5 separate regions of the Mus musculus genome follow, and all the other regions are linked to region 3. The links are chromatin loops, found by intact Hi-C in ENCODE. Cell type or tissue: left cerebral cortex. All regions are shown on one strand. Each heading gives the region's core, and the rest is flanking DNA. Links, peaks and the distances in the headings are about the cores only.

Evidence for each region. Peaks named below come from ENCODE experiments on the same cell type or tissue, not always from the same donor. Only the 100,000 strongest peaks of a DNase experiment are listed, where the experiment ranks them.
Region 1: a loop joins it to region 3, with 8 times the contacts of the local background. A loop is called at or near these places in 15 of 42 quality-filtered maps.
Region 2: it touches region 3 in a loop (2.5-fold over the local background); 6 of 42 quality-filtered maps call a loop at or near these places.
Region 4: a loop joins it to region 3, with 7 times the contacts of the local background. A loop is called at or near these places in 6 of 42 quality-filtered maps.
Region 5: a loop joins it to region 3, with 12 times the contacts of the local background. A loop is called at or near these places in 23 of 42 quality-filtered maps.

Annotation. Positions count from the first base shown.
Region 1 is chr7:82,862,666-82,868,861 of GRCm38, reverse strand. It overlaps Mex3b (mex3 RNA binding family member B), which reads right to left and starts at 1,529. Exons shown (of 2, transcript NM_175366.3): 1 at 935-1,529; 2 at 1-106. The coding sequence starts at 1,211. Gm36584 (a long non-coding RNA gene) reads left to right here and starts at 1,566. Exons shown (of 5, transcript XR_003946820.1): 1 at 1,566-3,320; 2 at 5,003-5,259. In left cerebral cortex, for the core only: CTCF peaks have their summits at 2,101 and 2,740 (motif pointing left); DNase peaks (open chromatin) are centred at 2,643, 3,620, 4,002, 4,330 and 3 more places; H3K4me3 peaks cover 3,042 bases; H3K27ac peaks cover 2,701 bases.
Region 2 is chr7:83,436,188-83,442,383 of GRCm38, reverse strand. No RefSeq gene overlaps it. Among named protein-coding and RNA genes, the nearest start is that of Gm29976, 56 kb to the right of the region's middle. In left cerebral cortex, for the core only: a CTCF peak has its summit at 3,155; a DNase peak (open chromatin) is centred at 3,652.
Region 3 is chr7:83,548,037-83,554,232 of GRCm38, reverse strand. It overlaps Gm10610 (a long non-coding RNA gene), which reads left to right and starts at 3,639. Exons shown (of 2, transcript XR_140845.5): 1 at 3,639-5,500. In left cerebral cortex, for the core only: a CTCF peak has its summit at 3,900 (motif pointing right); DNase peaks (open chromatin) are centred at 3,919, 4,500 and 4,753; H3K4me3 peaks cover 562 bases; H3K27ac peaks cover 376 bases.
Region 4 is chr7:83,198,985-83,205,180 of GRCm38, reverse strand. No RefSeq gene overlaps it. Among named protein-coding and RNA genes, the nearest start is that of A530021J07Rik, 54 kb to the right of the region's middle. In left cerebral cortex, for the core only: a CTCF peak has its summit at 3,339; DNase peaks (open chromatin) are centred at 1,227, 2,825 and 3,315; H3K4me3 peaks cover 287 bases; H3K27ac peaks cover 431 bases.
Region 5 is chr7:82,712,477-82,718,672 of GRCm38, reverse strand. The region is part of intron 15 of Efl1 (elongation factor like GTPase 1); the gene reads right to left. Among named protein-coding and RNA genes, the nearest start is that of 4933406J10Rik, 40 kb to the left of the region's middle. RefSeq lists an enhancer at 1,581-4,805. In left cerebral cortex, for the core only: a CTCF peak has its summit at 2,835 (motif pointing left); a DNase peak (open chromatin) is centred at 2,828.

The DNA of each region.
Region 1 (6,196 bases), core at 809-4,808, 680 kb after region 3:
GCCACATCCTCCTTCCTGCCCGTCACAACAAAGACAGGCTCCTCCCCGCGAACTGGGGTCTTGATGTAAGTGTTGGTCTTCGCCCTCAAAGCTTTGATTTTACAACCTGGAAGCCAGGGTTCAAGGGAGGGAGTAGGAGAAATAGAGAAAGAGACACGCCCATTATCCCAGGATAACCGCGGAGACCCGGGACAGCCCGCGCCCAAGGCAGCTGGGCAGCAGAACACGCGACCAGAGAAAGGGGGCGTCTCCCTCGCTGACCCCGAACCGCGCTAGGAGCTGGACCGCCGGTTCTGTCCTCGAAACGCTCGAGGAATAAATAGCCCATTGGCTGCCTGGCCCTCCCCCGGTAACTGCAGTCGTCCCAAGCAAAGCGCAGAACCCCAGAAAAGTCATCTAGGGGGATGCTGCTGGTATCCAACTGAGCACACTGATTGCCTTGAAGACCAGGGGCTCCCGGGAAGCCGCGATCCCTAGACTCTGGAGGACTAGGGGTGGGGTTAAGAGAATGGCAGTCCTGGGACCCATTGTTCCTTCCCTGGACTCTATTCCATTCCGCTTTGCAGAAATCCCGAATCCTCATCCCTTCGGACGACCCCCCCCCATACTGCCCCCTCCCAAAGGACCACCAGAGGTCCCCTCCCCCAGTATATTATATTTTAAACATCTTTCCTAGAGTGGACTAAGTCTGGAGCACTAGAGGAAAAGGCAGTGATTTTAGCAGGAGAAAGTGCATCCCGCCGCGGCACTGGCGCCGCTGTGGAAGACAGCCTGCCTGCACTTTCTTTGTCTAGTGCGCCGGCCCATCGCGCGGCTCTTCCTCCCTCCCCAAGGCTCCCCCGCGCCACAGCTCCCGTTCCTGCACCCGCCCTCACAGTGAGGCGGTGGCGGAGATCCTACACACCCCTCCGGTCCCCATCCCTGCCGGACCCACCTTGCCTCCCTACGATCTCCGCGACGTGTTCGGAACTGGGTACCGGCACGCACTCGGTCATGTTCACGCTCTTCTTGCGCGGTTCGCTGTCGTACAAAGAGGCGCCCTCATCACTGTCCAGTCCCAACAGGGAGAGCTGATCGAGCGCAAGCTGCAGGGCTCTTTGGTCATCCAGAGTCTCTCCCCCGCCGCTGCCACCGCCGCCTCCCCCGCCGCCGCCTCCCCCGCCGCCGCCGCTGCCGTTGCGCTCCAGGTCTGCAAACAGCGAGCTGGGCATCGCTCCGCCGTGCGCGCCGCGCCCCAGCCGGCTCTCTGCTCGGCAGCTAGAAGGTGCAGCCACAAAGGCAGCCGGGAAGCCGGCAGTCAGGGGCGGGGAGGCCGGTCGGCTGCGGAGGGCTCCGTGGCTCGTTTTTCGGCGCTCGGAGGAGTGGGTCTCTGCGTGCAATCCGCACCGGGCAGTGGCTGCAAGAGCCCCCGCCTGGGTCCCCACCCCAGATCTGCTGGCGGTTGGGGTGGGGGCAGAGCTCGAGCGGCGGCCGCGCGTGCCCCCCGAGTGCCCGGCTGGCTGGCCACAATGCCGAGCGCAAAGCGAACAGGCGAGCGACAGCAGCGTTTCTTTAAGGAGCCCCTCCCCGGCTCCTCCACTCCCTCCCTCCCTCCCTCCCGCCCGCCCTCACTCAGCGCTTTTTCCTCCTCTCCTACCCGCCTCTTGACTGAGCCTCTGCAGCCAGACGGCTCCGGAGGGGGACGAGGGAGGCGCAACGTCACCGGCGGGAGCTGACACTACAATGCTACTGACACTATCGCTGGGGGAGGCGATTGGCGCGCGCCAGGCCGGGGGCGGGCGGAGGCCGGGGCTGAGAGAGCGGAGCCAGCGCCACCCCCATCGAGCTCGCCGCAGCCCGCCCCGGCCTCCTCCCGGCCGCGCCCCTCCCCCGCCGCCGCCGCGAACGCCTCTCTTTGTTGTCTAATGCGGGACCGGCTGGCTCGGGACATTTATATGTACCTATCAGCCGAGGACAACCACTGTCCTCAAGTCTCTTTCCTCTCCAGGTTGAGAAGAAAAGGCGCCCAACTGTGATGCCAGCCGCCAAGCTCCAAAGAGCGGTCCTTCTAAAGTCCCGTTACTGCCCCCAAATAAAGCATCCCTGGAGCCGACGCGACCACTAGGTGGACGGTATACTGTACAAGGTATCTGTACCACAGGGCGGCCCAACCCTGGGACGCGGAACCAAAGGCTCGAGATCCTGGGCCCCATTGGTATTGTGACTGCTGGGCGCGAGCTGCCCACCTGCGCGGGAGCGCACGCCACACAAAAGACACGCCCGCCCACACTGCCACTCGCGCGCGCGCTCACATTTCCGTCCCCTTGGGTAGCACTTTGCCCAAGTGGCCCTGAAAGAACGAATGCCAAAACCAGAAACCGGTTGCAGAAAGGGCCCGACCCGCACCGCTGCAGGTGACCTCTAGGGTCCCGCACATGCCTGGCGCGCGGACTGAGACCCCGCGGGCTCCCACACGCGCACGAGCGCCGCGCGCCCACTGCCGGGACGCCAGCCCTACACTGCCCGGGAACAGTGAGGGCGTGCGCGCCCGCCGCTCCCAGGCCCGCCCCTCCCTGCGGTCAGGCATGCGCAGTGCCTGAGAGGAGCCCAGAGCGCGCCGGCCCCGCCCTCCGCCCAGCCCGGCCCCGCCGGGAGGTGTGTGGTCGGGCCTGGCGCTCTTTGTGCGCTTCTCGGGTTGGGGGAGGCGGCGGAGGAAGGGTGCGACAGGACTAGCGGGCGGCCAAGGCGAACTGCGCCCCCTCCTGGCTTCTCCACCGATAGCCTCCGAGCGCAAGCGAAAAGAAAGGAGGTTTTGAGGGGCGGGCCGGGGCGGGGTTCGGGCCTCGGCGCATCTCCCTCCTGCGAGAGGAGGACGCCCCTTCCCTGCTCAAAGCGCATCCGCTTCTCCGTCCTTTGTTCCCGGAGCCCGCCTGTTTATCCGCGCCCCTGCGCCCTGCAGGCTAGTAGTCCAGGCTTTCCCTAATCCTGTTAAGGTCTGCCGGGAGAGACGCCTCCTGGTGATTCCGAGGCGACTTGTGTACACCGCAGACTGGTTTACTGGAGAACCCCTTCCCCGCTGGGGGCGACCCTGGGGACCTGGGGCAGATCTGAGGGACCCAGAAAAAAGGGATCACCCCGCACCTCGGCTTTTATCCACAATACCTCCCCTGCCCAATGCCTGGGTGGTTAAAAGTGACAATGGTTGGCAGTGCACTTGGGAGCGGACTGTTCTGCCAGCGCCTGCACTTCCAAGCGTGCGAAGGTGATCCCAAGCTCCAAACTCACCTGGAGCTGTCTCGGGGCAGAGGTGCTGATTATTTCCCTAGGGAAATGAGGCTGAGGTGCGGCTTTACTGTGGCTATTTCCTCAGGATGTTTACGTCAGCTTCCCCAAGCTGGCTGTGTTTTTCTTCAAAGAATCAGTTCTATAAGGGGCGGGAGTGGACGGGGTGGGGGTGGGGGTAAGAAAATGGTGGTGCAGAGAGAGTTCGCTGACCAGTAGAGAATTCCTGCTTATGAACTCGGAGTCAAATTGGTTTGTGAATGAGGAAGGAGTGCACTTGAGGACCCTAAACTAGGTACTGGAGCAAAAGCGCCCTGCCTAGAAAGAGTAATGAAAGAGCATTCATGACGGCAAGAAGCAAAAGAGAGCCTGGCCGCGAGGCCCCTGCCTGTCATCTGAGAGGGTGAGGGAGGGCAGGGATTTCAACCAATTCCAGGACAGCCTGGGCTATATAGTGAGTTTTGGACCAGTCTGGGTTACAACGTGATATCCTGATTTTTAAACGTTAACAAAAGAGGCAGTTCTGAAAAGCCCGTTTTCACCTTGCAAGCACAACATGTTAGCTTCCTTTTGGGGTCCACTGCTGTTCCTTTAAAACGAACACGAAACTGATTGTGTACGTGTAACTGGGATGGAGGGTCCCTCAGGAAACTTGCTGCAGGGAGCTTGCCCATAGATTTTTTGCAAGCCTGCCATAACTCTATTCCCCCTGGAACCTGCTTGTAATAAGATTTCAGATGAGTTGCTCCTGAAAATTTGGAGGATTTGGCTCTTCAGGAAGTCCCTGGGGACCCTGTCTCATTAGCAGGAAGGTGAATGCAATGCTTCACCAAGGTGACATGTTTAATGTCACTCTTCCCTGCTGGATGAAAGCAGGAACGGCACCTGCTTATAACTATGAAAGGTGGATGAAATCACACATTTTGCCCCACATGAAAGAAAGGTGGAAACTCTGACCTTAGCAATTCATGACCATCTAGACAGGTCCAGGTAGGTCCAGACAAAGAGCCTGTTTGGTGAAAGCTGTGAAAATCAGTGTTCTGAAGACACTGTATTGAATACATCCCTGAGAGCGTTGCACGATGATTGATGTGCTAGAAATTATGTCTGACAACGCCAGACTCCATTTCCAGCTGGACTTTTTGTGTCTGTGCCGACTATGAAAAGGCCAGTACCCATCTTCCGGTGGGCTGTCTTAACCGGAGACCAGGACAAAGGGAACTCATGTATGTGTGGATGACAAGCTGCTGGCTGGTGCCTTCCTACCAGCCACCACCCTTCTCTGCTTGCATGCAATGGAGCATCTGGAATGCTTTCAGACCCTTGAATATATTTCTAGAAATAATTCTAGAAATAATAATTTCTAGAAATAATTTAATAATAAAAAAATGAAATAATTTCATTTTCAATTAATGTCTTATAAGACACCATACAACTTGCAAGGCCTGCTTCTGGTTTTAAATACATACCCTAATCCCATAGTTTCTGTTTGTTTGTTTGTTTTGTTTTGTTTTGTTTAGATTGTTCCAGGCTCCTATTGGACCCAAGAGCTTAACTATTTTCCTGATACAGGACCCCATACCCCCAAGGGCTTTTTCATGCAGCCATATTATGTTTATTATTATAAGAGAAGAGTGTGCAGAAAATGGGCCGTCAAGGAGCATTTCAGCTGCTATAAATTATGAAAGGTTCAAGTTATCTCCTGAAAGCAAACAGTAACACAGCCTGTTTTCCTTTCCAGAGGTCTGCAAAGCTGTTTTGCACACATCTTGCAGACTGAATACATGGCAGGAGGAATTCAAATCTCCACGTGAAAGAAAGCTAGCTCACTTCAATCCGTGTGCCTGAGCTCGAGTAAAGCATTGGTACAAAAATGATTGAGATGGTGAGGGAAAGGACTCTTCCCCGAGCCATTGTTCATATGGAAACCAGTTACACAGAGGGGCTAATGTGCAAAGGGTAATCCACCCAGCGTCCTGGCAGGACCTCGCAGACGAGGTAAGTGTGCTGTGCTTCAGTGAAGGAGGTGCAAGAATTTATACAGATCAGAGCTTTACAGCATGTAGCATCTACTTAGGAACTCAATACCTGCTTATTAGATGAATGAGGGAGCCAGGCAGAATAGCCCTGAAGGCATAATTTCCTTAAGTACACACATGAATAATTCAGTCTCTAGGAAACAGTTCAAATGACTCCAGCCACAACAACATGACTTTGAGCGATGTTGGTAATCACAGATAATATTTATTACACACGTATGATGTGCCAGGCAGTTTATAAATGCTTTCCAACATAATGTAAGGTTTAATTTTCATAATTGCCTTGAGTCAAAGACTGTCCTTGTACCCACTTTACAGATGAAAAGTAGCTAAGTCCCTGATCCCAACCGAGGCAGATTTACCTCCAAGTCTAGGAAGCTTTAATTCAGGGGCTCTTACCTAACACAGTACCCCCAAGACACTGGGGAAAGTCCTAACAATTTCCTCATCAGGTCATTCAGTAATGTTTTCAACAATGGAGTTTTTATTCGTTTTCTTAAGGAGAACTCCTAAGATGAAGTATACTTGAGGACAACAAATCTTAGAAAAACTATTGTCCCCATGCTTATAGGTGGCATCCGAGACGGTGATCTTAACCAAGCCCAAGTTGCTTCCTGTCTCTGAGCCATGAGTCTTCAGCTGAAAGTTGGAAATATTTATAGCGCTATAGCCTACACAGGGTTATAATGATCCCACATGGGAAGGGATATGAAAGTTCTTAGTTAGTCTTATAGTTTTCCATTGTCTCTGTATTCTTAACATGCCAGTGACATGGTTCATGCAACACGCATCTATTTGGTAAAATATTTGAATAATGTAGGAAACCCTCCCCTTATGCTGACTGAACTATTATAATAGACATGTGTTGTGCAAACTGATGCATTCAACTGTGTTTG
Region 2 (6,196 bases), core at 1,071-5,070, 110 kb after region 3:
CAGAGCCTCTCAGGAGACAGCTTTATCAGGCTCCTGTCAGCAAGCTCTTTTTGGCATCCACAATATTGTCTGGGTTTAGTGGTTGTTTATGGGATGTCTCTCTAGATAGGGCAGTTTAAGGATGGTCATTCCTTCAGTCTCTGCTCCGAACTTTGTCTCTGTAACTCCTTTCATGGGTATTTTGTTCCCCATTCTAAGAAGGCACGAAGTATCCACACTTTGGTCTTCCTTCTTCTTGAGGTTCATGTGTTTTGCAAAATGTATCTTGGGTATTCTGAGTTTCTGGGCTAATATCCACTTATCAATGAGTGCATATCATGTGTGTTCTTTTGTGATTGGGTTACCTCACTTAGAATGATATCCTCCAGATCCATCCATTTATGTGAGAATTTCATAAATTCATTGTGTTTAATAACTGAGTAGTACTCCATTGTGTAAATGTACCATGTTTTCTGTATCCATTCCTCTCTTTAGGGACATCTGGGTTCTTTCCAGCTTCTGGTTATTATAAATAAGGCTGTTATGAACATAGTGGAACATGTGTCTGTCTTACAAGTTGGAGCATCTTCTGGGTATATGCCCAGGAGTGGTATAGCTAGGTCCTCAGGTAGTATTATGTCCAATTTTCTGAGGAATCTCCAAACTGATTTCCAGAGTGGTTGTACTAACTTGCAGTCCCACCATCAATGGAGGAGTCTTCCTCCTTCTCCACATCCTCGTCAGCATCTGCTGTCACCTGAGTTTTTGACCTTAGCCATTCTGATTAATGTGAGGTAGAATCTCAGGGTTGTTTTGATTTGCCTTTCCCTGATGATTAAGGATGTTGAACATATATATATATATACATATATACATATATAGATAGATAGATAGATAGATAGATAGATAGATAGAGATAGATAGATAGATAGATAGAGATAGATAGATAGATAGATAGATAGATAGATAGATAGATAGATAGGTGCTTCTCAGCCATTCGGTAATCGTCAGTTGAGAATTCTTTATTTAGCTCTGTACCCCATTTTAATAGGGTTATTTGGTTTTCTGGAGGCTAACTTCTTGAGTTCTTTATGTATAGTTAATATTACCTCTCTATTGGATATAGAATTGATAAAGATCTTTTCCCAATCTGTTGGTTGCCTTTGTGTCTTATTGACAGTGTCCTTTGCATTACAGAAGCTTTGCAATTTTATGAGGTCCCATTTGTTGATTCCTGATCTTACAGCACAAGCCATTGGTGTTCTGTTCAGGAATTTTTCCCCTATGCCCATATCTTCAAGGCTCTTCCCCACTTCCTCCTCTATAAGTTTCAGTGTCTCTGGTTTTATGTGGAGTTCCTTGATCCACTTAGACTTGAGCTTTGTACGAGGAGATAAGATTGGATCAATTCACATTCTTTTACATGCTAACCGCCAGTTGAGTCAGCACTATTTGTTGAAAATGCTGTCTTTTTTCCCACTGTATAGTTTTAGCTCCTTTGTCAAAGATCAAGTGACCATAGGTGTGTGGGTTCATTTCTGGATCTTCAATTCTATTCCATTGACCTACCTGTCTGTCATTGTACCAGTACCATGCAGTTTTTATCTCAATTGCTCTGTAGTACAGCTTGAGGTCAGGCATGGTAATTACACCAGAGGTTCTTTTATTGTTGAGGATAGTTTTTGTTATTCCAGATGAATTTGCAAATTTGCCCTTTCTAACTCAGTAAAAAATTGAGTTGGAATTTTGATGGGGATAGCATTGAATCTGTAGATTGCTTTTGGCAAGATAGACATTTTTATTATATTAATTCTGCCAGTCCATGAGCATGGGAGATCTTTCCATGTTCTGAGATCTTCTTCAATGTCTTTCTTCAGAGACAGATCTTTCAAAGAGCCAGCTCCTGGTTTGGTTGATTCTTTGTACAGTTCTTTTTGTTTTCACTTGGTTCATTTCAGCCCTGAGATTGATTATATCCTGCCATCTTGGGTGAATTTGCTTCCTTTTGTTCTAGAGCTTTTAGGTGTGCTTTCAAGCTGCTAGTGTATGCTCTGTCCAGTTTCTTTTTGGAGGCACTCAGAGCTATGCGTTTTCCTCTTAGGAATGTTTTCATTGTGTCCCATAAGTTTGGGTATGTTGTGGCTTCATTTTTATTAAACTCTAAAAAGTCTTTAATTTCTTTCTTTTTAGTTCCTTGACCAAGTTATCACTGAGTAGAGTGTTGTTCAACTTCTACCTATATGTGGGCTTTCTATTATTTATGTTGTTATTGAAGATCAGCCTTAGTCCATGGTGGTCTGATAGGGTGCATGGGATGATTTCAATATTTTTGTATCTGTTGAGGCCTGTTTTGTTACTGATTACATGGTCAGTTTTGGAGAAAGTACCATGAGGTGCTGAGAAGAAGGTATATCCTTTTGTTTTAGGATAAAATATTCTGTAGATATCTGTTAAATCCATTTCTTTCATAACTTCTGTTAGTTTCACTGTGTCTCCTTTTAGTTTCTATTTCCTGAGCTGTCCATTGATGAAAGTGGAGTGTTGAAGTCTCCCACTATTATTGTGTGAGATGCAATGTGTGCTTTGAGTTTTAGCAAAGTTTCTTTAATGAATGTGGATTCCCCTGCATTTGGAATATAGATGTTCAGAATTGAGATTTTATCTTGGTAAATTTTACCTTTGATGAGTATGAAGTGCCCCTCCTTGTCTTTTTTTATAACTTTAGTTTGAAAGTTGATTTTATTTGATATTAGTATGGCTACTCCAGCTTGTTTCTTGGGATCATTTGCTTGGAAAATTGCTTTCCAGCCTTTTACTCTGAGGTAGTGTCTGTCTTTATCCCTGAGGCAGGTTTCTTATATGCAGCAAAATGTTGGGTCTCGTTTAAGTAGCCAGTCTGTTAGTCTATGTCTTTTGGGAAACTGAGTCCATTGATATTAAGACAAATTAAGGAAAAGTGATTGTTGTTTCCTATTATTTTTGTTGTTAGAGTTGGGATTCTGTTCTTGGGGTTATCTTCTTCTAGGTTTGTTGAGAGATTACTTTCTTGCTTTTTCTAAGGTGTAGTTTCCCTCCTTGTGTTGGAGTTTTCCCTTTACTATCCTTTGAAGAGCTGAAAGACCAGCTCTCTCCTGGAAAGACCAGTGCACAGAGGGCTGCAGAACAGCCCCACCTCCTGGCTGCAGATGTAGTCCTGTAGGACCGTGTCCCAGCTGCTCTGCTGCTTCTGCAGCCTGCGCACTCCTGAGTGGACCTGCCTTAGAGAGTCACTGGAGAGGAAATGGCGATCTCCCCTGAGTCCAGGGGTCAGACACTTCCTGGAGGCAAGCTCTCCTCTGGCAGGAAAGGTGCACAGAGGACATAGGATCAGCTCCACCTCTTGGTTGCAGATGTAGGCCTTTAGGAACCTTTCCCAGCTGCTCCGCTGTTTCTGTGGTCTGTGCTCTCCTGAGTGGACCTGTCTGAGTCCCCTTTGTTAAACATTGTTATTGTTTAAACATCCAATTATTTTTTAACATATCAATGGAAGTGGGAGCCTGTGTACAAAAGTCAGGAGACAACTTCACAGCGTCAGCTCTTCCCTTTCATCCCTACACAGGTTCAGGGTTTGACTCACGGCTCTCAGTTTGCCCAGTCATCCCCTTTACCTAATGAGTCATCTTGTTGGTCCCTAAACTGTCCAATCTTTAAATCCATTTAATTAAAGTGAAAATAGCAATGTGACTGTGTGACTCACCAGCCACCCTCTAAGTAGTCCTGAGAGAAAGAGACACTTAGTATTCGTGGTTCTCCAGTAATGCTTTCTGTTTCTACAACATTTATAAACCTGTTATCTTTAATATGTCACCATTAGTCTAAAAGGCCTGAAAGAGTGCATTACCTCTGATGACATGAGGTACCTTTCTTGCTTATCACCCACATTCTTCTTTTCGAATTTTAATTAACTGTACAAATCCTTAATAACAGTAGATGACAAAGAAAAATATTGAGAAAATTTCCAACAAATTCTGTCTCCTCCTTTGCCCTGACATCACCTCTCCTCATGCCTGGGAATTTTTGTACCATATTTCACAAACCCACACATAACTTTTAAATAGTTACAGCCTTAGGAATTTTTTTGTTGTTATTGTTTCTGAGACAAAGTCTGATGTGTAGTCCTGGAACCTTCTGTGTGGACTATGGTGGCCTCAAACTCACAGAGATCCACCTGTTTCTGCCTCTTGAGTGTTGGAATTTAAAGCTGGCTACCATCCACACCTGGGCCATAGTCTCTAGAAGCCTTGTCTTTCACCTAATATTACATTCTTAGCATATAAGCTGTTGCTGGAAAAGCTACTTTTTCAATAACATTCTCTTCCATGGGCTACCAGTATGAAAGATTTAATTATCTTTTTAGTAGGGTACATCATATCTATATGATATAACACTAAAACAGTTGTTTATTGAAGTACATACTTTTCTATAAGGGTGAGTAATTTTTTGCTTTAAAAAAATAAGGCAGTAGCATATCTCTTGTCCCCAGATCCTTTTCTGTAGCAGCAACACCCACTCTCACATCCTCCTTGCTGAGTGTCATCAATGCAATCTCTTTCGTCTCCAGGGTCAGCAATCATGGGTGAGGTTTCCAGCTCTTGCTTGCTGCTCCCATAGCATTTGAACTTTGGCTTGACACTAGCATCTGCCTTCTGTACTGGTATTCATATGAATATAAATGCACACAACTAAATGATTAGATGCAATGGAACCTGACCAGTGTAGAGAAAATATCTTGTGTCTGTATAGATGTGGTACCTGCCAATAATAAAATTAATAGCCTATAGTTTAGGCAGAAAATAGAAGGTGGAACATCCTGTAGGATTCTGGGATGGTGCCAGAAGGGACATTCACCCTGGAAGATGTGATGGAGACAGACACATGGTGCCCGAGCACAGATAACCAGCTATGGAGCAAAATGTAGATCAGAATAAATGGGTTATATTAAGTTATGACCTAGTAAGAGAAGAACTTAGCTATATGAGCAAAGTAGTTGTAAATATATTTTGATTCTGAGTTTTATTTCTGGGAGCATGGGGCTGGGAGGAAGAACTAAAACTAACTTCTAATTTAATCTACTTATATCTATCACCATTTGACATTTTGATAAGCCATCAATTTGTACCTAGTATTGTAAGACTTTGCTATTATTATTGAATTATACCTTATACACAGATATGAAAAAATAAAAATGTAGCCCAATGGGTTTTTACTGTGAATGTACCATGGAATTCAATAGAGTCCTCCTCATACCTCAGTGCCTGCGTTGGTTGATTTTGTCAAGTTGACACAAACTAGTGACTTGGGAGGAGGGAACCTCAGTTAAGCAATGGTCACCGTATTACTGGCTTGTGATCATGTATGCGAGCATTTTATTGATTGACTGGTATTGGAGGGTTTGTCACACTATGGGTAGTGGTATCTCTGGGCAGGTGGCTCAGAGGGTATATAAGAAAAGGTTGTATAAGCAAGCAGACTGAGCAAGCCTTGAGTAATAAATCAGCAATCAGTGTTCCTCCGCAGTTCCTGCATCAGCTCCTGTTTGAGTTCCTGCCATGACTTGCCTCAGTGATCGACTGTGATGGACATAGGAGAGCCAAATAAATGCTTTCCTCCTCAAGTTGCTTGTCACAACAACAGACAATAACACTATCTAGAAACCTTCTTATGTCTCTTCCCATCTTCTTCATGCCCCAAGGTAATTGACATTTTAATTTACATCACTCTACATTGAATTAGTCAGTTTTTGACTTTTTTTTATTACATATTTTCCTCAATTACATTTCCAATGCTATCCCAGAAGTCCCCCATACCCTCCCCCCAACTTCCCTACCCACTCATTCCCATTTTTTTGGCCCTGGCGTTCCCCTGTACTGGGACATATACAGTTTGCATGTCCAATGGGCCTCCCTTTCCAGTAATGGCCGACTAGGCCATCTTTTGATACATATGCAGCTAGAGTCAAGAGCTCCGGGGTACTGGTTAGTTCATAATGTTGTTCCACCTATAGGGTTGCAGATACCTTTAGCTCCTTGGGTACTTTCTCTAGCTCCTCCATTGGGAGCCCTGTGATCCATCCAATAGCTGACTGTGAGCATCCACTTCTGTGTTTGCTAGGCCCCGGCCTAGTCTCACAAGAGACAGCTACATCTGGGTCCTTTTGATAAAATCTTGCTAGTGTATG
Region 3 (6,196 bases), core at 1,461-5,460:
GTGAGCAGATGCTTCAAGTTCCCTGCTGACATGGACTCGACTTCAAACCTTGAGCCAGATAAACCCGTTCTCACTAAAGTCTCTGTTGTCAAAGCATTTTATCACAGCAACAAGCAAAGCAACCACCGCAGAGCCTTCGGAGTTAAGGACATTCTTCTGTTTCTGTCTCCATCTCACTCTCTTTATCAGAGCTGGGGAGGACCTCAAGGCCATGCCCATGCTAGGCAAGTGCTCTGCCATTGAGATTCAGGTCAGTAGAGCACAGATCTTAGTCTCCACCAATTCCCACACAGTGTGGGAATCACTCTACCAGCCACTGGCAGCAGTGCCGTTGTTCAATATCTTTGGAGAGGGAAAGCACGCCTTGCTGCACATCTTCAGGAACACACACCAGATTCTGTCTTATCTACCCTGTGTATGTGCTGAAGCAAGGCAGAGAGGGAAAAGAGATGGCAGAAAAGATGGAGGGTTGCAGTGGAGTATGCCTGCAACTTGGGGGTGGGCAGATTACTTGCTTCTCAACAAGGGATACCAAGGAAGGGAGCTTAGTGGTGTTTGTTGTTTTTGTTTTGTTTTGTTTTGTTTTGTTTTGTTTTGTTTTGTTTTCAAAATGAAGAATCCCATAGGCCAGATAGGAACAGCTGGAGACTGGCCAGAGAACACATAGGTAAGAGCACCTCCCTGTGGTCAGGAGCTGGGAAGGCCTTCCTAAGGGGTTAAGCTGGACTTGCTGGCCGTGTCAGTTTTCCAACTCTGTAATAAATAGCTGAGAGGAAACATTTCGAGAAGAAGAATGTTTTACATTGGCTCATAGTTTTATGATTTCCTGCTTGTGGACATTTGGCTTTTGTGTTTGGGCCCATGAACCAAGTGAGGGAAGAAGCCATTACCTGGAGCCCTGGCAGAGAAAACAGCTCACCTTGCAGTGGTCAGAAAGTGGAGAGTGAGGCATGGAGGGAGTGGAGATAGTGTATAAAAATACATCTTCCCAGGCCACTATCCCAGTGACCTACTTCCTATAGCTAGATCCCACCTCCCAGTGATGTCATCCTATTAGGAAGCTAGCAAAGGATGAGTTCACTGACCAAATCAAGACTGCCATGATCCAGCCATTTCTCAATCTACCCCCAGCTGAGGACCAACCGTTCAATACACCAACCTTTCAGGGGACCTTCCCTCTCCAAAGCACAACAGTTTTCAAAAAGGAAGACATGGCACAAAGTGGCCAACAGTCTATACAAAACACATTTGCCACAGAGGCTACAAAAATACCAGTTAAACTATAACAACACCGGCTTTCTTTTCTAACCATTTCTCTTCCCAAAGGTGGAAGAAGGACAGAGATCATGGACCGCACTCATGTCTGATGTCTGCCTGTTTTGGGGAAGCAGATGGGTGAGTGATAGAAATTTAAAACAAACCAGACTAGAGTGGGTTTTAAAATATCACTTTAATTCTTAAAAGTAACTGAAAAGTTGTGGAATTTGTCCAAAGTGTCTGTTAAGTGCTGGGAAGGCAAGATGCAGGCAATCAAGTTTAAGAATAAAAGACCAGAGAAAACAGAAAACCACTTCTGGGGGTGCCTTATGCAGTTCACATGGCTCCACAGATTCAGTTATAGCCACCCAGAAGCGCATTTCTGAAGATGGTCACCGCCTTAGCTAGTGTGATTTATTTACCTGAGGATCCACCTTTTAGTGTCAAATACATGATAACTGATGTGCCAAGAGCCAGCTACCCAGCAAGCAACACGGCAATCCAGAGTTTATTTTCACCAAATAAATCTTCACTTTCCTTATAGAGGAGAACATCAGACTGAGTGCATTTTAAAACGTAGTCTCTGGATCATGCATAACTGGGAAGACATTATTTCTAGACTCATGGGGCTCTCATAATATTCTATAATATCCATGTGCTAAGTATTTCTTATATGCTTTCTATATATGGACTCAATAGCTGTTGAAATTAAAAGCCTATGGTGGTGTTTCATTCACATGGGGAGATTCCTTACATGCTATACGGTGATGCAGTCACCATGCTACTAGTGCTGAGAGCAGCAATCATTAATGCAATATGTACTTTTCCTTCCTTACTTCAGAAGTTCATTTGTGTTAATACGCATTGAAGAAAAGTGAAAACTGCCCATTCTAGCATACTTTGTAACCATGCCTTCCTTCCTTCCTCTTCAGTGGTCATCTTTTTAAAAAGAGATAACTTCAATTAATTTATTTTTATTTTCTGTAAATTGATGATTTGACTGCATGTATGTCTGTGTGAGATTGTTGGATCTCCTGGATCAGGAGTTACAGATAGCGATGAGCTGCTACTTGGGTGTTGGAAATTGAACCCAGGTCTTCTGGAAGAGCAGCCAGCACTCTCAACCGCTGAGCCGTCTCTCCAGCCCCTCCAGTGCTCATCTTACTGGAGACTGTGGCTCTCTTTTCTGTTTCTCTATTTCTGGAGGTTTTATATTCTCTTATACCCCACTGTTTTACCCTATTTGGTAAACTTTTACTTATATTTACGACGCTATTCTTTACAATAGACGTGAATTATAACTGTGCTTCTATATTGTTCCCAACTAAATTAGAAGGCAAGAGAATGGTGCATATTTTGATTGTGAACTAGACCACAGGCTTATGTGTTGAATGATGGTTGGTGGGCTTCGGAGAGAGGTTGTATCTCTGAGCTAATGAATGATTGGATTTGATGGATTTGTAATGTGATGGCATTAGGCAAGGTAGTAGAAAGTAAGTGGGCCCTTGTTGAAGGAAGTAGACCATTAGTGAATGATAGCATGCCTTGGCCCCTCCTGCATCTCTCCCTCTCTTCATTTCCCATAAGCTAAGTAGCACATGTTCCTGCACACATGATGCTCTGCTCATGATAGTTCAGAATCAATAGAGTCAAGGACTATGGAGTAAAACCCCGCAACCATAAGTTATCTTCCGTACTCCTCTAAATTGTTTCTCTCCTGCATTTTGCTACAGGGACAAAGTCTCACTCACACAGCAGTGCCCCTCAAGAGGATCCAATGTTGTTCAGCAATTGTTTTGTCGAAGACCACTAGGCTGATCTGAACTGCTTTGGCATAATTGCTTGGGGCAGAGAGGAAAGTGGAAGGGGAACACTCAAGCCTGACCTCACGTTCTGATGACAGCCAATGAGTAGCCGGTGTGTTCAAGTAAACCCCTAAGCCTTCTGGGGAGTGCCTACTCCAGGGGCCTCATTCTCTCCACTGCAGTGGAGCCTATCCCCATAGCCAGCCCACAGACCCTCTAACTCACAGGCTCTTGTAGAAGTCTTGGAAGGATCTTGTCCTACTGCCTACATCTCAGTGTGTTGAGTGTCGATCTTCAGGTTCTTTTACACATGTTATGTCATCTGCAAGTCATAGTGATACTATAGGATACACACTCTGAAGCTCATTTCATAAACTAAAAAATGGATAAGATAACAGGGGTTTATATAGCTCCTTTAGGATCATGTGTTTATAAGCAATAGAGCTGGTACTTGATCCAAACAAACCAGTTGTCGTAGAAAAAACATCCTTAAATGTAAAGGCTTTAATTATTTTCCATTGTCCTTCTAACACTTGAAGTTGAACTAGTTTAATGTAAGCATGAGTGTACTCTAAGTAAATGAAGCTGTTGCCAACTGGGTCTTCTCAATGTGGATAACATGATAACATGTGTCCGACCATTCTTTCTTATCTCTTACCCAGGTGACTAATAATGCTATTTGGTATTGTATTAGAATGTATATTTGATCAAATAGCTAATACATCGAGTTAGTCTTCTGTTTCCCTTCACTTCTAATTTATAAATCATATGTAGGTTCTTGTGGCATACACCTAGTCATTTGTGCATAGCTAAAGCTTGGATGCAAATTAACATTAAACCTCCAGATGGCACCAGAGAACAGAGATAAAAACCATAATAGCATTTTTTTTTTTTTCAATGAGCCTTTGTCTTGTTCCTAAGAGGCAGGTTGACTGAGGGAAATGGCTCCTTGTCACTCAGCTAACCTTCAAGGAAGAGGAGTGCCTGACTACACACTTTGCAAATGTCCAGATGCTGTTAGAGACACTTGACGGTGGAATTTTGTGATGCAAACTCACAGGTCTTGCATTTGTGCACAGCTATTTGAGAGTCAAGAGGGTGGTCCTTTCGACTGTCTCCAGCACAAAGTGCCGAGAGAGAGAGACAGATGTGCTACTGCAGAACCCATCGCTAAAGCTTTTGTTGCTGGACAATCCGATACACACAGATACCTGCAGGAAAACAGGAATCTGAAGGGGTGACAGGGTCCTTGGCGTTCTCATTTACAACAGCATTCCTGTAAGGGACTCTTGTTAAACCTAAAAGAAACAAAGAAACAAACAAGCCATGCTGAAAAAAATGATAGTAGCTATCAAACCAAGTACGAAGAGTTGGAGAGAGGAGTCCCCAAATACATGGTGAAATGCATCCTATTGTAATATAACGAGAGATGTACTATCCTCGACACGAATGAACAGAAAGCAATGAGAGGTCCATCCAGCTGGCAGAGTGGGTAAGGTTGTAACTGACAGCCAATACTCACCTCCCCTCCTTCAGCCAGTTATGGATTTATCTTTTAGACACAGATCTAAAGAAGCTTCTCACTCAAGCATTGTGAGTATCCCTCAGCACGCCCCGGGGCCAGTCCCAACATCCCCATCCACAATGGCCACAACACTGCTAATCCTTAAATCATGGCTTAGCACTGTAACACAGAGACATCTGCTGGGCGGGAGTCCAGGGTGCGAGTTGGAACCCCAAGTGCTGTTTTCCTGGATAATCTCATGTCACCTCTCCAGGCATCTTTGCTTGAACTGCCACCCACTGGGTGAGGTCTCACCCACCATCCTCTCTAACGTGATTTTCTCTCGCCTATTGTCACGTTTTTCCACTGATTTCCATTTAGCACTTATCAAAATAAAATCACTTCATTTTACACTCCTTTGTCTGCCTCCCCTGCCTGCAGCTATTGTTGAAGCAAGCAGGACCCTCTTTGGTCTGCCTCCTCCTGCATCTCTACCTTTGAGTACAGTGTGCTGTACATTGTAAATGGCTTTGTAAAACTGAACAAATGACTGAATGGTGGCTGAGAGGCTGCTGGTCCATCCCTCTATTTCCTTCTGGTTATGAAATTTGATTAAAAACATCACATTTAGGATCAAAGCTATTATGGGAGACTATTAAGTCAACATAAATAACTAAAATGTGCCTGAAGAAAAAACAAGAGATTGTAGATACAGAAAAGATAATCATCTCTACCGTGTTTAAAAACAGACGATGAAACAAGAACTCAGAAGCCCAGGAGTCCCGCTGCAAAGGCTCACTCACAAGAATGCCTGATTTCTGGGAGAACTGACGACCAGGATGGGCCAGGAGCAGCTGGGTGTGCCTGCTGTTTTATGTGGAGGTGAGCAACTGCATAGACAGCTCACCAGTCCAGAAGGACCCTCTTTATACTGGTGAGTGTATTACAAATGGTTTCTAATGAACACCCCTGTGCACTGGGAAAAGCCATCTGTTCCCACCTCTCAAAGCTTCCTCGAGACCCTCAGACTGGCTTAAGTTTCTCTTATTCCAACGCTTGCTATTGACTGGCAAATAACAGGGTTTCCTCACGTTTGCCTCTCCCTTTGGAATGTGAGCATTTGAAAAGCCAAGGCTCCCATGCACTGTTGTCTTCTTAGTAGAGCCTGCTGAATACAAAAAGCAATCTGCTAAACAGTTGTTCAAGAAATGAATAGATGAGTCAAGTGCTCAGACTTGACAACTCTTGCCCATACTTACGTTCAGTTCATCCTTGCCCTGGTTCATCACGTATGCCTTCATCTTGTATGAACGAGGTTTTGCTTTTCTTTACAGATGAAAGATTGAGGCTTTGCAAAAGCACATCTGCAGGAATCTGACACCCCCTTCTCGCTTCCCTGGCACTGGCACACATGTGGCAGGCACTCCAACAGACACATTGACATAGACATACATTAAAAAAAAATAAGATGAGTCTTAAAAAATGCAGTTTTTTAAACAAGAATATTTGTCCTAGTCACTTTTCTCACTGTTATGACAAAATCAAAGCAATCCCAATGCAAAGGCAACTTAAGAAAGTTTGCGGCATTGAGGTTTCATGGTAGCAGAGGCATGAGGCACTCCACATGCAG
Region 4 (6,196 bases), core at 963-4,962, 350 kb after region 3:
AAGGTTGCCAGTCTTGCTTTTAGCAAGACCCCAGCCACTTCCTCCTAGAGGAAGCAGAGAGAGGGGGCCCTGGCTACTAGCCAGACAGCTTCTCAGGGCAGGTAAGGAGCTACAGAAAGATGCAACGCTGCAGACAAGCTGGGTCGCTGAACAAAAGAGCTGCTTGGTAACTGAGTCCTGCCTGTGGTTCTCAGCTTGCCAGTGTCTGTCCAAAAGCAGGCTGCGACCCCCACACCTGCTGGTATCTTCTCTCCATCCAAGCGGCCTCTTAGCAACCGACCTGGCTCCGCACAACTGCTAGAAGCCGCAGAGGTACAAAGGAACCTTGGAGGCAGGCAGAGGGCAGAGGCAGAGCAGACAGGATCCTACCAGAGCTGTCAGCTCAGCAGGCAGGGCCAGCGACTGGGCTCAGTAGCAGAGAGAGCCCCAGCAGCCATAGTTGCCTCTTGCCATCTTTGCTGGGCCAAAAGATCCTCCTTGGTATTCATGCTGCACGGACAAAGCACTGAGCCTTGCTCCCTGATGCGCATAGGTTCCAAATGGCCTTTGCCTCGAGCATCGCAGCCTGCAGACAGAAGTGGGCATCCTACCAATGACCAGGGATAGCCTGTGATCGCATAAGCAGAAGCCTCTGGCTGGTGTGGGCAGCAGAAACCACAGTCCTCAAATTCCTTGGAGGGAAAGGTAAGGAGAAGACAGGTGTGGATGCTGCATTTGCCTCCCTCCCTGAATCTCTTCCCCAGCACCCACACTGGCCAGGGAAGACAAAGCTAACCCTGACCCTGTTCCTAGGCCAGCTCTTGTCTCTTCCTTGGATCTGCAGCAAGTAAGTCCTCTTGGAGTTCTGCTCCTATTTGGCTGAGGGAGCTACAGCTACGTGAGAGCTGAATTGATGAAAAGACATGAATGGGGGAGGTGCAGCCTTGCCTGGCAGAGAAACCCAGGCGAGCTCTTTGCAAACAGCCCCCGGGGGATCAGGTGTATTCATTAATCATGACCTTCTGTTCATTTCCCGTGGTCTCACTCTCAGGCATCCCATGGGCCTCAGTTTGGGTTTAAATCCAGGGCACTGTCCTCTTGTGCCCTTTTGTCCCTGAGCCCAGGATCTCATTTATCAAGCAAAGGAGCATAATACCACCTGCCATAGGGACTCATCTTGTAACACACCCCCCCCACACACACACACACACATACTGTTACTTCTCATTAACACCCTAGACCAGCTGAACTGGTCACACTTTTCAGTCCTCTGTCTCAGCTTCATTTACATGGAGTTTCCAGCCTACTCTCAGATGTCACAGCCTGAATGGGCATAGAACCAAGCCACCGACCTAGTACAGAGTGCCAAAATGAATGGCCTAGCCTAGACACCGACCAGGTGGGAAGACTTCCACTGGGTAGGAAAATGAGGCTGGCAGAAATGCTAAAATCCTAAGGCACGATGCATGTGCTAGAAGTGGTGATTCCCAGGGCTGTGGCTGTAGGGCTCCCTGCAAGGAGAAAGGCAATTCCACGTTAATTTGGGGGGCTTGCAACCAGGTGTGCTTTGCGTTCACTTGCTTCGGGCTTTTATGGTCTCCCTTCTGCTTGGTACCATTTCATTAGGAGCCAGTGAGATGTATCTCAGCGTGGTGCAGAGAAACATCTCAGTGGAGCGCAGCTTGCCAGCATTTCTCCTTCCCTGGCGAGATTCAGGATCCCTAACAGTGGGTTTCTGATGCCTTGGAGGTGCCAATCTGTTTCCTGGATCTGCATGGACAACCTCAGTCCTCTCCTTGGTGAATTCTCTGATGTCTGGGCCGAGACTTTGCCCTTTTCATGACCATGGGAATAAGTTATCAACAGAGAAACAAGGAGCACCATCCTCCCAGTGAGGGACTATGGGTGCTCACTCTAGGGCTCCCTGGCCCTCCCGGTCTTTTGAGGCCAATAATTTTTCTTCCCACCCCATTTCAATCTCCTGATAGAAGACATTCTTTGTCATGGATAACTAGATGAACACAGAGCTCAAATGAACCACTAGCTGGGGGCTTTACAAGAGCATCCTTGGATGAAGCAGCCTTTGCAAGGCTTTCCAAGAGGGACTCACTTAGAGTGGCTTGTAAGGCATACATGCAAAACTAGGAGAGAGGCTGAATTTCACTTCTAAAAGGTCCCTCTTTTCCTGTTTCCTCCTTTAAACTATAAAGAGCTAGCCAGACAGATTTCCTTTGTCAAAGGAAGGCAGGCATTGTCTAGTCACAGAACTGCACCTAGATCTCTATTCACTCGGTAAACAGTCAGACTGATTTTTTGGGCATTTGGGATAAGAACTCAGTGTGAGTGTGGTATTATCTATATTGAAAAGAAACACTCTCCACTCCTTTGTATTTGTGTGACTGTCCAATTAAAAAGCACCCTCCAAGGCCAGGCAGATCATAACGAGCAGATGCAAGTGTTCAAATCCACATAACCCATGGAACTTGGGCACTGGCTCCTCAAATAACTGTGTGGTTTGGAACCATTTTGTTTTTCCAGTGTTGAACAATAAGCTGATTAATTCCCATTTTTCAAAGTCAGTTTCAAGCAGTAGTTTTTTTCTTCTTCTTCTTCTCCTCCTTTTTAACATCTACAGAAAACCTGGAAGGGAATACAAATTTCTTCCTGGAAAACACATCTCCCTTCCTGCCCTCCCTGCACCCTCTGATAAATAACATGAGCATGCAGTGATTTGCCAACAGCAGCTCCAGGCATGAAGCACAACATCTGCTAGCGAGACGCTGGAGAGACAGTGGAAGGCATGCTGGCTGCCTGCCCACCTTCAGACTCCAGATTTTTGCTGACAAGGCTGTCAATAAATGGGCAGATGGCATGGACTCTGCTGGCGGGAGAGTTCAGTTAACCTGACTCCAGACATTATCTCCAGTTCATGGTGCACTGGGCTGAGCCCTTCACTCGACCATTAAAGCTGTTCCTTGATGGAGCACAGAGAGCAAGACATAAGACTGGGAAGGAGGAGGCAAGCGCTCGCTTCCTTTAATTACATTAACTGAGTCTCTCCTGCAGTTGGCAGGCAGAGTGAGTGAGATTATTTAGCCCCTGTGACCACGGAAGTGGAGCGGGAGCATCCACACTGTATTTCATGCTGTTTAAACATGGGCATCCCATCCTCGGGAGCAGAGTACCTCCCTGGGGATAGAGTTTGGCATAAAATAAACACCCAGTAGGATGGATCTGGGGTCCTCCCTTGCAAGCAGGCAAGCTCTTGCATTGTCTTACAAGGACTGTCTGCAAACAAGCTGCAGCCAGTGTTCTTTACCCAGAAACAGCTCTGCTAACTGCAGAAACGTCCTCTAGTGGCGACTTGGGTAAAACACCCTCTGCCATCTGAGCATGCTTCAAACTTGTGGCAAGGGCAGTTTAATCTAAACTCATCAGACTAAGGAGCTGAGCACTGTGCTCTGAAGTCAGTTATTTAAGCAATCGGCCCTTTTTTCCATCTCTGCAGAAATCAGCTGCTGGAAGTAATACATGCATCAATGCTACACACCCGCATGGTATTGCAGAATTACAAAGTGACTTTGCATACTTTAACAGTGGTTTTTGACTGGGAGTGACTTTGCCCCCCCCCACCCCCCAACCCTATCCCTGGCCGGGGACAATGCCTGGAAACATACTAATGTCTCTAGGACAGAGAGCAGCAATGCTGCGGAGTGTCTCCACTGCACAGGCTTCACATTCACCCACAACAAAGAGCTCTTCCGACCAGAGTGTCAGCAGTGCCAGGGTTGAGAATCCTGCATCAGGACAAAGGAAATGAGTGAACATTTCTCACATCCCTTGAAAAGAAGAGCAAAGAAGGAGCAGCTGGTGGGCATGCAGAGGGGAAGCTGGGGATTTGCTCTTCGTGTCCCAGGTAGACTCACAACAGTGTCATTATTCCAAATGCTATTCACTAGTCAGGAAACAAGCAGCTCCCCAAGTTCTTACAGCTGTACTTCCATCAGATCTGAACAATGAAACATCGCATCCACGAAAGCCATTTTAGTCTAATTCATGTTTATTAAATGAGAATACCCACCTGGCGCCAAACTGGGACTGCAGAGGCTTCAGTGGAAGAGTGTTTTAAAACTGGTGCCTGGGTATTGTGGCTCATGCCTGTAATCCCGGCACTCAGAAGGCTAAGGCAAGAGAAGTGCCATGAGTTCCAGGTCAGTCTGGAGTACAGAATGATACTCTCTCACACAAGAAACACACACACACAGACATGCACACACACACTTATGCACAGGTACATGTTCACATATGCACAGGCACACATGCACGTGCACACACACATGTGAATGAAATCAAAAGATTAAATAAACCTAGCAATTAAAGTCTGGGACAGAAATCAGACTGGAGGGGTTGAGGGGGAATTAAGCTGAGCACAGAATATATGAGGGTAGGGGCTTAGGATTTAACAGATATGATCACATTTTCATTTGTCGTCTGTGGTTTGAGCAGCTTTGCATGTAACCACTAGTCTTAAAGGTATAGCACTCCTTTAAAGATATCGGTGAAGCTAAACACTGGCCTCTTTCTTGTTAGTTTTGTAGAACTGTGTATCCCTGCCCCCTGCCCCAAGAAATCATATGTTAAAGTGTAAGGCTGAATGCTGCCATCAGGATCAATGAGATATCCCAGTTTACACCTAATCATACTGAGTAGGTTGAGCCTCCAACCCCATGAGGCTGCTGTTTTTATCTAGAGAAGAAACTTAAACCCAGATTTCCACCCAAACAGATGTCAAGGCAAAGGTCAGAGTTTTGCCAACAAGGTCTTTGAATCCAGGAGACATGCACAAAGCAGATTACTTCTTGCACCCCTCTGAAGGCATCTACTTCCAGAACCGAGAGCCTAAATTCTGTCGAGGAAGTCATCTGGGATTTGTTTTGGGCTGTGATGACAGAGTTCTAGTTAACCAGTAAAGATGAGGTGAACACTAGAACAAGGCAGGGGCAGACAAATGATCCTTACTAGAGTTTTCTTTCCCAACTGATGCCTGCAAACTACTACTTCTTCAGAGCAGGCAACTCAGAGGATCCACCTTGGGCTCAAAGGCCGGCATCCCTCCATCTAACAGGAAGCAGGAGCGAGGTAAGTGATTAATTAATTAAGAACATACATTTCATTATGCCCCTGAGCCCACCTTTCAGGAATTCCTGATGTATAGCTGGGAGACACTCTCCTTTCTAAACCAGCATGAGAGGTGGGTAATGAGGGTGATACTTCTACTATTTTGGGGAAACCTGGTATTTCCAAGACTATCGCACAAATAGGGGGATCTACAGCCATAGTCACACATCTATGCATACTAGCAGTATCCTGGACTTTTAAAACAAGTCAACTAAATAATATATAGGGACCCATTCCAGGACAAAATCTGGGAGGGGTCTCAGGCTGAGACACATACAGGAGTGAGACCCAAGGCCAGAAGGAACATCTTACTGCAGGGACAAATCTACCTGAGATGGGAGACCAAGTTTTGGGATCCCTGTGAGAAACCATAGTTATGCTATGCAGACCTTAAACCTAGCATGCAAGGCAGTCAGATTTCCATTGCAGGAAACAATTACACTAACAGATAATCCTCTCCCGCTAAGCAGTGAGTGTTATTATTATAATGCATGTTTTACAATGCAAGAAAAATCAGCCTTACATTAGATTTACTGGATATTAGGAGTCAGCCAAGAAGTGGTAGGTTTTAGGGCATTCAATACTTTTCTGTTTGCTGTGACTAAATATGTAGCCGGAAGCAACATTAGGGAAAAGAGGCTTGTTTTATCTCATCGCTTGTGAGTATAGTTCACAGGGTAGGAAGTGCTGGCTACAGGAACGTGAGGAGACTGGCCATGTTTTTTTTTTCTGCAACCAGGAAGCACAGAATAGACGGAAAATAGGATGGGGCTATAAAACCAAAAGACCCACCCTGACAGTGACATGTACCCTCCAGCAGGATTGCACCTCCTAAAGGTTCCATAGATTTCCAAAATGGTGTCACCAACTAGGGACCAAGTATTCAAACACATGAGCCTGTGTGAGACATTTCACTTTTAAACTACAGCACCTGTGTTTAAAATCTTTAATTAGCTCATTGTACAAGTGTTTAAAATTTCCTAGGGAAAGTTATACAAGATGCACAATAAAATGTACCATGCTGTAGGTTTGCTCTTGA
Region 5 (6,196 bases), core at 723-4,722, 830 kb after region 3:
AGAAATGCACACTCCTCAGTCAGCTAACCCTCACAAAGTCAGCAACTTCAGCAACTCTTCGCACTCCTCTCAAACTATTATCTAGTTTGTCCTCTCCCATATAATTCAAGGTCTTCTCTTTCTAGCTCTGGGACACACTGTTGGTACCTCACAGCTCGTGGCCACAGCAGCCAAGCCAGGGTGTCCCCAGCCTTCCTCTGCTTGGCACTTAGAAGCTGAATGGCCCGAGAGTAGACCTTCAACTAGGGGTCCAGCATGCTCAAGTGAGGTTGCTAGGGAAGCAAACAAGCTAAACGGATTCTTTTCTATGTGTCGGCTCAGTCAGGAGCACTGGGCAGACTGGATCCTCAGGCCAAGCTCAGTCCAGATCCCTTCCCTGCAAGGTTCCTATACAGTTCATATAGGAGAACAAACTTCAATCTTTCAAAGCCAAAGTACTTCTTAAGACCCATTCCGTAAGTTCTTGATCAGTACCTTTTGGCATAGAGACAAAAAGAATTAAGTGTCAGTCTCTAAGAATTTATGAAGTCGACATTTTAAATTGAAACATGAAGGACAACATTTTAATATGGGCTTATATTTAAAGGATGGTTTGAAATACAAAAGAAAAATAACTATGAATACAAATAAAAATTGAAAATGCCTTCTAAAAACTAAGACAAAATGGGCTTGAGTCGTCAAAACTAAGTAAGAGGAAGATGGCTCAGTGGGTAAGGGGACATGTTGATCTTTTTAAAATCAAGGGCTGGGGAAGGGGGTTCAAATGCTCCGCTTCCTCTGCAAATTCCCACACCCTGATTTCAGAATCTAAAAATTAACACAGCACACTGAAGAAAATGGAAACCAAGATACACAAAATTATCACATACATGCAAAGAACAGTTATACAGATCTGCTACATGTCAAAATTTTAATTTGGCAATGATTCTGTGGGTCTTAGAATAATTTTTACATAATTTAGAATTCCACATCTGCAGCTTCACATTACTTCTGAATTTGCTACAATCACTTTCTACCTTTTGGATTTTTTTTTATATATATATAAGATTCCATGGCATTGGCTTGGATGGCCTACAGCTCACTATACAGACCAGGCTGGCCTCAAACATGCGGCAGTTCTCATGCCTGAGCCTCCTGTATGCTGGGACGACAGGTGTGAGCCACCATGCTTGGCTGCTTGTTTGCATTAAAAGACACTTTTATATTATGGAGTAAAGTTAACATACTTCATGCCAGTTATACTCCTGTTTAGAGTAAAGGTTGTATTTCCAGTCTGTCACCCCAAAACAAACCTGGAGATGCATCAAAAATATACACAAATGTGGCTTTAAAATACAGAACTCAAAGCTAGAAAACACAGTTTCTCTAAAGAGTAATTTTTGAAAGGACTGAGGAAGTCCAAGTTACACTACTTGCAAACAAAGATGTTTAAGGCTGGGAACAGTATTGGGATACCTTGTGCCTAGTCAAATTGTGTATGTGTACTTGTGCATGTGTACATGCATGTGTTCAGTGTATGTAAAACATACATGCAAGCAGTACATACAAACACACACCCAGCCTCACTACCCACATGAGCTTCAGCACTGCTTTCCTGGAGGTGGCTGATAAAGGATGGACATAATAGTGAAGTTTGTGGGGAAAGCAAACCTTTTTGTCCATTTCTTCTTTACAAATAATTAATGCATCATCAGTGAAGTTTATTGTGACGCTTAATGAAATGAAACAAAAGTTGTTCACTGTACACCCAAAACAGAATGCTAAATAAATGCTGGAGAGATGTGGTCAGAGATAGGGCTGAAGTACAATCGGAATATCAGTTAACAAAGGACATGTAAATAAGAAACTACATAAATCACTAGTGAAAAGTTAGTAGTTATTTTTGAAAAATTCAAGGCTTGTGGCTTTAAAATAAGAAACAATCATGCGATAAACCAACTAGAATTGTTGCCGCTGTGGAGACCTAAAAGGAGCCGTTCCTGTTTCCACCCTGGCCTAGCCCTAGGGAGCAGCGTTTACTTTTGATTTTCAAGGCATATCTGATTTCTTCCAGCCATTACAGAGGCAAAGAATGAAGTGGATTTAGATGCAGCAGTGGAGGAGAACAACTTTGACTTCATCTCTGCACTTGAATCAACAGACCCAAATCCTCTGAAATGCGGTCACCAGTGCAATTATGTGCTGGCCTCCTGCACACTAACAGACAGTCATCTGGAAAGCATAAAACAAACCCAGCGACACTGTGCTCCCAATTGCACAGGAGACCGGGAATTAGCAATGTGTTACATTCTACCCCCTGAGCAGCACACAGTTTTACAAAGCCCTTTCCTACCAGAAACAACTGAGGGAGTCATAATTCATTTCCCTCAATGAAGAGGAAACCAAAGGGAAAGAGAACAGACCACTAAAACCATTCCTTCAAGAGAGGGGCGGAGGGATGGCACCAAAGAGATTTAAGTGGCTGCTTTGAAATCATTCTTCAGATTGAGACAGCAAGCTACTCTAGTCTCAGCTTTTCTAAATGACACAGTTGTTTTTTTCCCCCTCTTTTAAAGATTTAATTTTATTTTTTGACTGTCATCCATGCCTCTAGTAATAAAATGTTTGTTTTCCATGTACGGCTGTGGGTTAGGTGAGGGAACTGTTTATAGAAATGACACTGAGGAATTCTGGAGTGTCTGGTAAAACCCGACTCTATCAGCACTCGATGCCATTCATCATAGCACAGCACACTTGCAAACAGGGACCACGTTTCCTCTGGTGAGTACCTGCATAGTACATACTCCTGCCAACCAAGTTCTTTGTTCTTTTCTGGTTTGATGAAAATTTGGAGAAGGCTGCCCCCTTGTGTTCTTTTTGGTGCAGCTGCACCTTACCAGCCAGGTCTGGAAGCATAGACCTTTTTTTTTTTTTTTTTTTTTTTTTGGTCCTAGTCAGAGCCACTGTAATGCGACCACTGCTGGGGGGGTTTTGGAGAAGAATCAGGAATTCTGACTGGGACAGCTGTTTTGGATTTCTCTGGAGGCTGAGCCACAAACGACTAGTTTTTATGTACCTAATCAGGGTAAGGACTGCCTTCTTAAAGCTCCAGATACAGCCGTTCTTGTCTGTCAAATGTCTGTCTGTGTGACACTGACCTGAAAGAGTCCACGCATACAGGGTACACTGCACAGAAGGTACTAAAACCACAGAGCAACCAAATAATAGGACAGCCCATCTAGGAGCGCAGGAAAAGGTGGGAGGCTTCGAGAGAACCCCGACTAATTCAGGCAGAGTTCAAAGTACAGCTGTTCTGAATCAAGACCCCTTCCCCTCACAGTTAGCCTGCTGAAGGCCCCCAGCTGGGATAAGCTGCAGTGTTTCTCTTAGCAGTTCCTCTATCAGCTGCTGAGGTGGGACCTACAAATAATTTGGAAGACTAAACACACAGAGTGAAGAATCCACTCTAGGGAGCAGTGTAGACCCACACAGTATGGTGAGCATAACATGAATGTATGTGAGCAGATGACTAGGTTAGAAAAGTTGTGGGACCGTGAAAGGCAGCCTGTTTTTTGGGCTAGGTTCAAACTCCGGAGACCCAACAGATTAATCTTTGAGGGATGGAAGCCCATTTGCCATGCTCCCAGGCAAAGGCTCCTGACATAGGCTGTCCAGGCTCTACCCTCACAGTTACCTGACAAGAGCCAGGTATGCTCCTTCCCACAGTTACTCTGCAACAGCAAAGTAGCCTAGCCCACTATAAAAGGCCCCTCCTCCCTCTACTGCTTCTCTTGTTTCTTTTCTCTCACCTCTTGCCCTCCTTCTCCTCCCCGCTTCTCCCCTCTCTCCACGTGGCCATGGCCACTCTCTGCCTCTTTACTCTTCTCTCTCTCTCTCTCTCTCTCTCTCTCTCTCTCTCTGCTTTTCTACTGAAGCCGCCCACAGAACTAGCAGCCTGAGCTAACCAGACTCTTGCCTTCTCCCCCTACCCCTTTTCCTTTCAGCCCCAGGGCAGACTGAGGCTCTGGGCTCCCACCTGTTCTTAGCTTTTCAGCAGCGTCCAGTGACCTCCTGCAATGCCCAAGAGCTAGAACCTGTTGTCCCTGGGCTCCACAAGGCCCAGGGACCCCAGACTGCTCCGTGGCTTCCCATAGCAAGACGCCTACCCGTGTGCATGGAGAGCCCTGTGTCCGTCCACCCACTCAGAGCCCCGGACATCTGTTGGGATGAGGGTCATCTCTCCCATCTCCTTCATTTCCCCACGACTGGTGTCCAACAGTAAGTCACAAATGCTTGTGTTTTCAGAATTTAACTTGAAAAAGAGGATTTAAAAATATTTTTTTAAGTGACTAAATGCCAAGAATGATCTAAGACTGAGGAGATGTCAGCAGGTATATACAAACCTATGGATCTGAGTTTAAAACCTCAGAATCCACATAAAAGCTGGTCATGGTGGCACATGCACCCGTAACTAGCACTGTGTGGGCTGGGGACAGGAGGCTTGCTGGCTACCAGTCCAAGCCCAGGTTCAGTGAGAGACTCAGCGTCAGGCATAAATAAGGAGAGAGAAAGAAAGAACAGGAGACACTATAGCCTCTGGTCTGTGTATATGTGCACTGGATCACCAATCCACATGTGTGCATACATCCCCCTCGCCCCCTACAAAAGATGGTTTATATCCTACCTCCTCCAAGTCTCTCCATGTAGAATCTCAAGTCTATAGAAAGGTAGGGATTAGGGAGAGGCTCTGTCAATACAGGAAAAGGGCTCACACAAATGCCAGAGTCTGAAAAAAATGCAACTACATTAAAGGCCACCAGGTGCTTAAGAATGAATTCATGCCACTAACACAGCAGGTGGTCTCTCTAGAAGTTAAAAATAAGGGGCCCTCGGCTCAGGAATAACCAGCAGTAAGACAGGGAAGAGACCACATCTCAGGGATGCTCCTTGAAGGGAGTTTAGGCTGCTGCCGGGTGGCTCGGGTTCAGAGAGCTGGCCCAGAAGCCACGAGAAAGGTCTTACATAAAGTGGGAAAGGCTTCTTCCCCAAGACTGACACCAGGGCCATGCTGCCTGTTTAAAATTACTGTCCTGGTAATAATGAAGTTAGGAGGCCAGAACAACGCAAGCAGGGCTCAAGCTGCACACCGGTGTTCACTAGAAATGCTTCAATATTGTAAAGACTCTGAATCTTACCAAACCAATGATAACTTCACTCATAAAAATTATTATCTAGTATATATGCACATCTACACATAATGTGCTTATGCATATATAAAAGTCTAAGGGGTCTCACTAAGCTGAGAGCACACGCAGTAATCACTTACAGAGACCTGGCCTCTCTAGATTCTTATATATACTGAGCTTCATAGAAGAATGTGATCCTGAGTCTGTTCTGCAAACCAAACAAAATGTCTTAACATAGACAGATATGAACTAGAAAAGACAAAAAGGGTTTCAAGCTCACTCATATGCAAGGATGAATGTAGGAGTGTAGACCCAAAACAACAACCAGCTGAGACAAGCCAGATTCAAAAGTAACTTCATGGGGCTACCAAGATGGTTAGATGGTTAACAGCACTACCTGCCCTTCTAGAGCTTGGCCCAGCCCCCACCATGGCAGCTCACAACTGCCTGTTTACTCCAGCTCTAGGGAACCCAATATCCTTTTCTGGCTTTTAAGGGCACTCACACACATACACATAAAGATATAAAGTAAATCTTAAGGAGAAATGAATTACTGATGTCTTGGTTAGTTTCTGGTCTGCCTGAGAGAAGTTAGAGTTCTCTGGGGAGAGGAAACCTCAATTGAGAAAGCGCCCCATCTGGCATGTCTACCAGGTATTTTCCTGATTCATGACTGATGTAGGAGGGAGGGCCCAGTGCACTGCATTCAGTGCCACCCCTGGGCTGGTGGTCCCAGCTGTTGAAAGACAGCAGGCTGAGCAAGCATGGGCGCAAGGCAATAAGCAACCCCTGTCCACCGCCTCTGCATCAGCTCCTGCTTCCAGGTTCCTGCCCTGCTTTGACTTTCTGCTTTGGCGTCCCTAGTGGATGTACTGACTAGTCAGGATATGGGCTAAATTACCCCTTCCTTCCTCAAGGTGCATTTGGTCATGGTCTTTTACACAGCAACAAAAACCTAAAACTGAGACAAATAAAAATGATCAAAATTAAATAAGAAACTGGCAAAACACACCAGAATAGAAAATATAGCC